Linked DNA regions of Homo sapiens: region 2 is linked to region 1. A link is a contact called in ENCODE Hi-C or POLR2A ChIA-PET data. All regions are on one chromosome and are shown on one strand. Each heading gives the region's core, a stretch centred on a gene start or an enhancer-like site at or near the end of the contact. The rest is flanking DNA. Distances are from core to core; before and after follow the strand shown.

Region 1 (3,851 bases), core at 670-3,169:
ACCGAAGAATGGCTGATTTTGTATGCACTCAGAATAAAAATGACATTCTCCTCTTGGTTCTGGCCTGGGAAAATGTCTACAGCTTTTCCCAATGTCTTTCTCTCACAGTATGTCCAAGCTTCTCCCCATTTTAGCTCCAGAGCTTAGGAGAAACAAAATGCTCTCCCTGGCCTGGGTTGCTCAGATCCTTAGGGGAAAGGTGAGTCATAGAGGGAGGCTCTCTGCCTCTCTCACATACTAGGGCTTCAGTCAATTTTATCAGCTGTACCTATATAGGGGCCATTTGCCTATATTCTCCTCCTCAGGAGGTAGTGTCCTTCATGTTTCTGGTAGATTTCCTTTTTCCTTCCTGAATTAAAGTTCACAAAGTTGATATGTGTGCACTGTCTTTCTATTTCCAAGTGGCTGAGGAATGCTAAAAGCCCCCCATCCACCAACTTGGGGAAAAAACCCCAAAGGACGAAAGCTGACTTTAACAGACTTGGATGCAATTTCTATTCCTCATTTAGCAGCAAGGTAGGAATCTCTGGACAAGAAATTATGAGCGGATTGGTAGCTCCATGTGGTGTGCTTTCTGAAGCATGAAGGAAAATTCTGCCTTAATTACACATTTCTGGCCCATTCTTTCCTCCACATTTGCTGATAGATGTCTAAAATTTCTTTAATGGCAACTTGCTGAGAAACTTTTAGGTTGAAAAATAGAGCAAGGTGTTTTAAATGCAAATATCCTCAGGGGAGGCAAAGCAATGATTTATCTTAACATATCCTGACTGGTAACTTGTGTTTTCTGGAAAACAGACTTATTGGAGTGTGGGAAAGGACTGGATGGCTGAGGTGGGAAAAACATGCTAAGAAAGGAAGCTGAGGACCTGATTTAAACTTTAGCCTCTCAATCCTGACCTGGCCTGTCATGCTGAAGAATGAGATGTTTCCTTGAGTTAGATTCAGGTGTGGCTAAGTCTCTGGTTTAAGGTGGTTCAATCACTCTATCAATGTGAGCCACGTGATCTTCGGAAAGTTACTTCTTTGTATTTGAGAACCCCCATTTGTAAAATCCGTTACTTCCAGGTTATTGTGAGGATTAAATTAATGTTTAATAAATATTAACTGCTACTGCAGGGCCCCTTTCTTAATTTAAAGCAGTCTCACTATAAGTAAGAATAAACACATTGTCTTAGGAGTGTTGTAGAAGGTGGATAATCAGGTTAACTGATTTATACATAAGTGATTGCCATTCCTTCCCTATATGCTTTCTTATTAAGGGTAGCGGTCCCCAAACTTTTGGAGAGGAGATGCTACTTTTTATTTTCCACACAGTTTGAAGTTACTAGGATGTAAATTAGAAGAGAGGTGTAGATATTGAAAAATCTCTGGGCAAGTTTAGGTGACCATGGGGTGATATGCTAATGTTGTCTCTCAGAGTGAAATTGCCCCTGAGAGATATCAGAAAGAGATAGTTTATCATCACTGGGAATTCTATCAAGCTGTGGAAAGGAGGCTAATCCTAAAAAAAAAGGTGGTCTAAGATTATTTTCATTTTTGAGTAAACTATAGCCAAGTGAACTGACTTGAATGAAAATCCCACAGATGAACTCTAAATCAAGGGTTCTTTTGATGACTTTATTCGGCCTTTCCCACACACTTCAGAAGTGAGCTGTGCTGCAAAAGTGCCAAAACCCAAAGAATATTGTAGAAGTCCATGTGGGACCTCTTAGTGGTAGAGCTGACCTCTCATGTAGGGTAGGGATGACCTTGTAAATAGTTTAGAAATACAATGTTTACATTACATCAGTATTTTCATAGGCCCTACCTACTTTGCGGCCAATTTTATGCTCTGGAGACACATACTACTTCCTGCCAGCTACCTAAACAGCCTTGAAGCAATGGGCATAATGACTCATGGTCATGTAACATTCTTTTCAGACACATATCAGCATATTTGTTATTACATTACTGCCCAAACACCCACAGAATCCCGGGAGGTAAAATAGGATTAGTGTTGAAGAATTTAGTCCCACCCATTTCTCTTTTATTCAAATCAAACTTTTGAAATGATCACTGTTGAGGGTTCATTTTTGCTTCTAATAAGGGATATGGTAAAGATGTGTGATCAGGCTGGTCTCAGTCTTTGGAGTCAAGCCATATTCTGGAACTATATTATTTGGAAACCACACCTAAATCATAGCAAGGAAGTCATCCGATATGAACCACATGATCCAACTTGCTGGTGTGAAGGTGCTGGCATTACATAGCACAGCACAGAATGGGAAACAAGAAGATATCCTATAAACTGTCCATTAGCTATTCAACATAGATAAGTGGTTTGCTTACAGCTGAAGCTGGTAATTTATGTCGAATAAAATGGTCAGATTCACCTGTCTCAGCCATAAATCTCGTGCCATACATCCTGGCTAATGACCAGATTCTTCTGCGTGATTTCCTAAACCGACCTGTAGATAGCATAAAGTACACGTAATATTTACAGTGCATATTGGATTAAGGGAGCAGCTATTTTATGCCAACAACAGGGCCACAAAGTACTAACACACACTGAGAGTCCATTACATGGGCATTGATTAATTTCACTGAATTTTTTTAAGTGCTAAAAGTGTTTTAGTAGTCCCTGAAATATTTATTCTCTTGCTTTTCAGAGCAATAGGGTTATTCATTTATTCGTTCATTTGCTAAATGAATGAATTAATGATTATGTATTAAAATATCTAATCTGAGCACTCACTCTAATCCTTACTTAGCTGAGTGAACTTTGGCAGTTAACCTTTCTGCTTCACTTTCCTCATATGTAAATAGGAAAATAATTGTGTTTATCTCCTGAGGTTGTTGTCATGATTAAATGAATAAATACATATGAAGTGCTTAGAATAGCTCTAAACATGACAATAAAATTTATTTTTTTTTTGTATTGGAGACACAATGATTATATTGCTGCCTACCAAATTACCCTAAAACTTAGTGGCTTAAAACATCACTTCTTTACTATCTCATAGTATCCATGGGCCATAAATCTGAGCATGGCTTACTTGGGACCACTATTTCACAGGTTAAAATTAAGGGGTCCACTGGGCTTAACTGAGGAAAAATCTGCCTCCAAACTCACATACATAATTGTTGGCAGGATTTACTTTGTTGATGGCTGTTGGGCAGTGATTGCCCTCAATTATTTGCCATTTGCATCCTTTCAACTTGGCAGCTTGCTTTGTCAAAGCATGCAACTTGAGAAGCTAATAGAGTCAGCTAGCAAGACACAACTCACAGTCTTTTACAACCTAATTATGGAAATGATATTCCATCACTTTTGACATATTTATTTCAGGTGAGTCACTAGGTCCAGCCCATGCTCAAATGGAGAGTATGATACAAGAGTATGAATACCAGGATTTGTGGATCACTGGGAGCCATGTGAAAAGCTGCCTATCATGATGGTGAACAACATAAACATGAAGATTATGTTTGTTAGGGGAGACAGATATAAAATACAAATACAATATCCATTACAAATTTTGATAAATACTATGGATTAGAAATATAATGTTTGATGACAAATTACAATACTGGTACTTGATTTGAGTTGGAGTATTTCAAATCAAGCCATCTCTTACAAAATAATATTTAATTTCAGATTTGAAGGATGAGTGGAACTACTGAGATGTAGAGCAGGAAAACAGACGAGTCTCTTTGGAAGAGTAAATAGATGACACATAGGCCCTGAGATGGGTGAGCACCTATGCATGGTCACTCCATGTAGCGTGGGTTCTCAGAGCATGGTGGCTAGTTTCTGAGATAGAGTGCTGCTTCCTGGAGCACTCCAAGAAAAGCAGAAGCTGCCAGGTCAA
Region 2 (3,851 bases), core at 468-2,967, 41 kb after region 1:
GTCATCTTGACATCTAAAACGTGATTTCTGGTAATGCCTTAGGAAGTAGTTTCAGGTTAATTTGTATTTCCAAACCGCCTCGGACTCCTTCCTGAAACAGATTAAAAACTGCGTATTGGCAAAGAGTGAGGGGAACTAGGTGAGGGGGATTGGGCTAACACTGGCTCCTTGTGATTAGTCCTGATTTAAATGCTGGAAATGACAATGGAGTTTGTTTATGGCTTTTCTCACCCTGAAGATATCTTTACAGGAATATTTATTTGAACACTAACTGGGTAAAGATTTACAGGGGCTCAAACAATTCTTTTTCAAGGAGCTGAGGGCCTAATTTTTATCATACACATCAATACATTTTTTTCCTTACAGGAAATGTGTGGGTGTCTGGGCTTTTAAAAATTGTATATCATACTCTTCTTTCTTGCCTCAATGTTGCTTTGATAAAATGATTTACTTGAATCTTAAACTGATTATTTACCAGCTATAGGACTTGGGAAAAATTGCTTAACTCCTATGAGACTGGGCACAATCATCTCTGAAGCAAAGACAGGGTTATCTGTGGCTTATTGTGGTTGCAGAAATTAAAGAGATAATTTTCAAAAAGCACCTAGTACAAAGTCTGGGTTAGGTAGTTCTCCAATAAACATAATTTATCCTCTCTTCCTTCCTCTTCCGTCAAACAGAATATATTCTCCAGAAGAACCTGATATAAGTGGTGTGTACATAAATGAGAATTTGTCATTTTTTAATTTCCTCGAGTATTCTGTAAGAGTAGACTTTAATAATACAGTTTTATAATACAGTAATACAGTTATAATGTTTGCCATGTGCTTTACTATGAGAGTTGTTGATTGGATGGCTTGTCTTCTTTGGTAGAATTCAGTATCAGTGAGTGGAAAGGTTATTTTTGCATGTGGTTGGTCAGGCAACAGAGAAGTCACTCCATACAAGCAGCTTTCTACTCTGCATACAAGGTAGATCCAGTGGAAGTCACGTTGAGTGATGTGTTTGTGCAAACAGCAGTTAATGACCATGTAGGATATCCCATCATCAGAGCTCTATCCCAGCTGACTCAGAGTAGGATTAATCATGAAAGCCTGGATTTAGATGTGTGTCTGAAGATACATGTGTGCTGGGAAAGAAATTAGGCTGGACTTTTATAAAAATTGTTACAAAGAAGCAACAATAATTAGAATAGAAAAAATGGCCTTCAGCCATTTAGTGTCCTGGTAGACATGAACCAACACAGCCCACTTCAGGCTGGCAGATGTGAGAGAATCTGTGGAAGGGAGGCTTGAACCGTCTTGAAAATATTTCCCAAAGCCTCTGCTGCTGGGATACTGGTCAGAAGTGCCCCAAGTCTGTTTATCTGGAGACATGGAACGCTTTATTCAAGGACCTGTGGAGAGAAGGCAGACAAGACTGTAGAGTCTGCACTCTCATCCTCTTGAGGGCACACCTTATTTACAAAAGGAGATTTAGATTACTTGATCCCATAAATCTTGGCATAGAGAAACTCAAAGCAAATATTTATTCTACAAGGATGGGTTAGCAGTGTTAAGGTACTGAAATTTACCTTGTACAACTTTAAAGAAGTTTATTGAGTTGTTAATGGAATAGCATTACCTATGATTAACTAATGTTGAGAAACTGTTGGCAGGTTCCTGGTAAATATTTAACAACACTTATGAATCAGACAACAGAAATGGAATAAAATTCCAAAAAAGCTGTAGTTTTTTCATTTGGCTTGAAGTCAGTATAGAGAAGTTATTTAAAATAAGATTTTCGTCCCACGGAATTGTCCCCTTTGTTATTGTATATCCTTCAGGTTTATGGGACAGCACTAGAGGAAAGTGACAGCCTCAGAGGACCTTCAGGTAAGCTGGCTCCATTTTGGTGACATACATATAGAGGCATAAATACCTGGTTTTTACTGAGAATACCCTGGATAATTATTAAATTGGATTTGGACTAAGGAAGAAAAGGTCTTCTTGCTTTTCATTTTCTCTCTCCACATGAATGTATGTATGTGTGTGTATGTATGTATGTTTTTATAAAAATATTTGAAACTTTGAGCTCCTGAAATCCTAGACTTGGCTTCCTTGAACATGATTGTTTTCTGTTGAAAATTCTTTTCATGCCAATTCTATCTGACTAGTTTCAACTCTTCGATAACCAGGAGTCTGTAATAGATGATGTCATAGGGGTCTAGAATATTGGCATCTGACTTCAAACAAGAGATCAAAACTAATTTCGAGACAAGTTCCAAGTGTGTTCGCTAACTGCTATAAAGAGCACTAAACATTCATGATTCATTTAACTGTGTCTACACCACATAGAATGAGTGGAGACTTGCTACTTTTCTAGTCATTTATTATCCACCTATGCTGACAGATCCCATTAATCAGACTAGTTGGTTAATTGACAGATCTCCATTTTGCTTTTTGTTTATAGATAGTTCTGGTGTATAGATGCCAAACGTGGTATTCTATCATTGTGCACGATTCTTAAGATGACTTTTGGCCAGTCTAAACACTGCCTAGGAGTTGTTTATCATGCTTGATTTACTACTCCTCCTGAAGCATGTATACTATTAATTTCTGCTTGAGAATTTCCAACAAAGCAAACATTTACACAAAGAGGGTGATTCCCTTCTGGCTGTAGGGATGGATCAAGACAGTGGTACCAAAATAGATATGACTGTGTCCAAGTTCCTGAGACTTTAATCACATTTAATCACTGTACAAGTTGTGCTGGGAGGAAGGAAGATGTGGTGTCTCTCTGTGGCTGCACAATATATCTTGTCAACTCTTCAGCGAAGCTACGTACATGGCTGCAATAAAAGGGCTACCGTGTGTGTGTGTGTGTGTGTGTGTGTGTGTGTGTGTGTGTGTTTGTATTTTTCCAACTTCATTTACCAGTTTTTAGTAGAAAGCCGTATTTTGTGTATTTAAAAACACTGAGAATTGGGCAAGGCAAAAAAAAAAAAAAAGATGTTAGGATAAAGGAAAATTTCCCACAGGAATTACCAAGAATTTATCCCACAGAGGAAGTCCTTCTCAATTGCTTCTTGCTCATGGAAATATTTTCACCTGCCTTGCCAAGGCCTTGATACTGATATCTGGAAGGTATTAAGCAATCCAGAAAGTTTATTCATCAACTTTGATTCATCTTAATAAGAGAGCTTAGAAATCAAAGTTATTTCCCTCCTTCCTGCAAAAAGTTCAGGATTTGTAATGCTAAATGGCTTGCTCCCTACTTAGAGCAAATACTTTAGTCAAATTTGATATATTGACTCATAACCCACACATTAGAGCCAAACATGTCCTGTTATGAAAAATTAAGACTCTCTCGACACACAACTTGGCTCTGAATTTGAACCCAATAAACAGTTTTTGTTTAAATGCTCCATTTGAAAAGTAAATTAAAATACATTAGAATAAGTGTTTCTGATTCTCAAAGATATCACTGGATCCAGGGCAAAAAATCCTGCACATGTTGGGCTTCCTCTCTGAAATCAATGCCCTTCCTTAGGGCTTCTGAACCAATGGATATGAATTTGAGGCTGGGGTAATGGCTGTGGTTGTTGCAAAAAAAGAAGAGAAGGGAATTGAGTCTGTCTTACAGAGGCAGATCCTGGTCTAGTATGAAGAGCATCATTGATGCTTTGAATTGAACCTGAACTCTAACACCTCAGAAACTGCCACAGTTCTAACCATTAGAACCAAAAGATAATTGCCCAGATGGATGCACTGTGCATGATCTGCAATCATAGCCTTTTGATAACTATAAATCAGCAATACTAAAAATACTGCTTTTTTTAACCAAAATATTTGAGATCCAAGGAAGAGCAG

The links. A loop is a pair of places that touch in the nucleus more often than their neighbours do. ChIA-PET counts read pairs that join two places held with the same protein, here RNA polymerase II (POLR2A).
Region 2: a map of PC-3 shows a loop between it and region 1 (7-fold over the local background). The contact joins the promoter of LINC02889 here to the enhancer-like site in region 1. A Hi-C loop is called at or near these places in 3 of 168 maps with a recorded cell type or tissue (Caco-2, Calu3 and PC-3). POLR2A ChIA-PET finds 5 or more read pairs at or near these places in 1 of 52 experiments (MCF 10A).

The regions. Positions count from the first base shown.
Region 1 is chr7:17,598,464-17,602,314 of GRCh38, reverse strand. No RefSeq gene overlaps it. Among named protein-coding and RNA genes, the nearest start is that of LINC02889, 41 kb to the right of the region's middle. RefSeq lists an enhancer at 2,956-3,457. Within about 2 kb of position 1,919, at least 4 of the 41 ENCODE cell types and tissues checked have a DNase peak (open chromatin) inside an H3K27ac peak, as active enhancers do; they include PC-3, where a contact is called at or near this core.
Region 2 is chr7:17,556,775-17,560,625 of GRCh38, reverse strand. It overlaps LINC02889 (long intergenic non-protein coding RNA 2889), which reads left to right and starts at 1,717. Exons shown (of 4, transcript NR_110013.1): 1 at 1,717-1,874.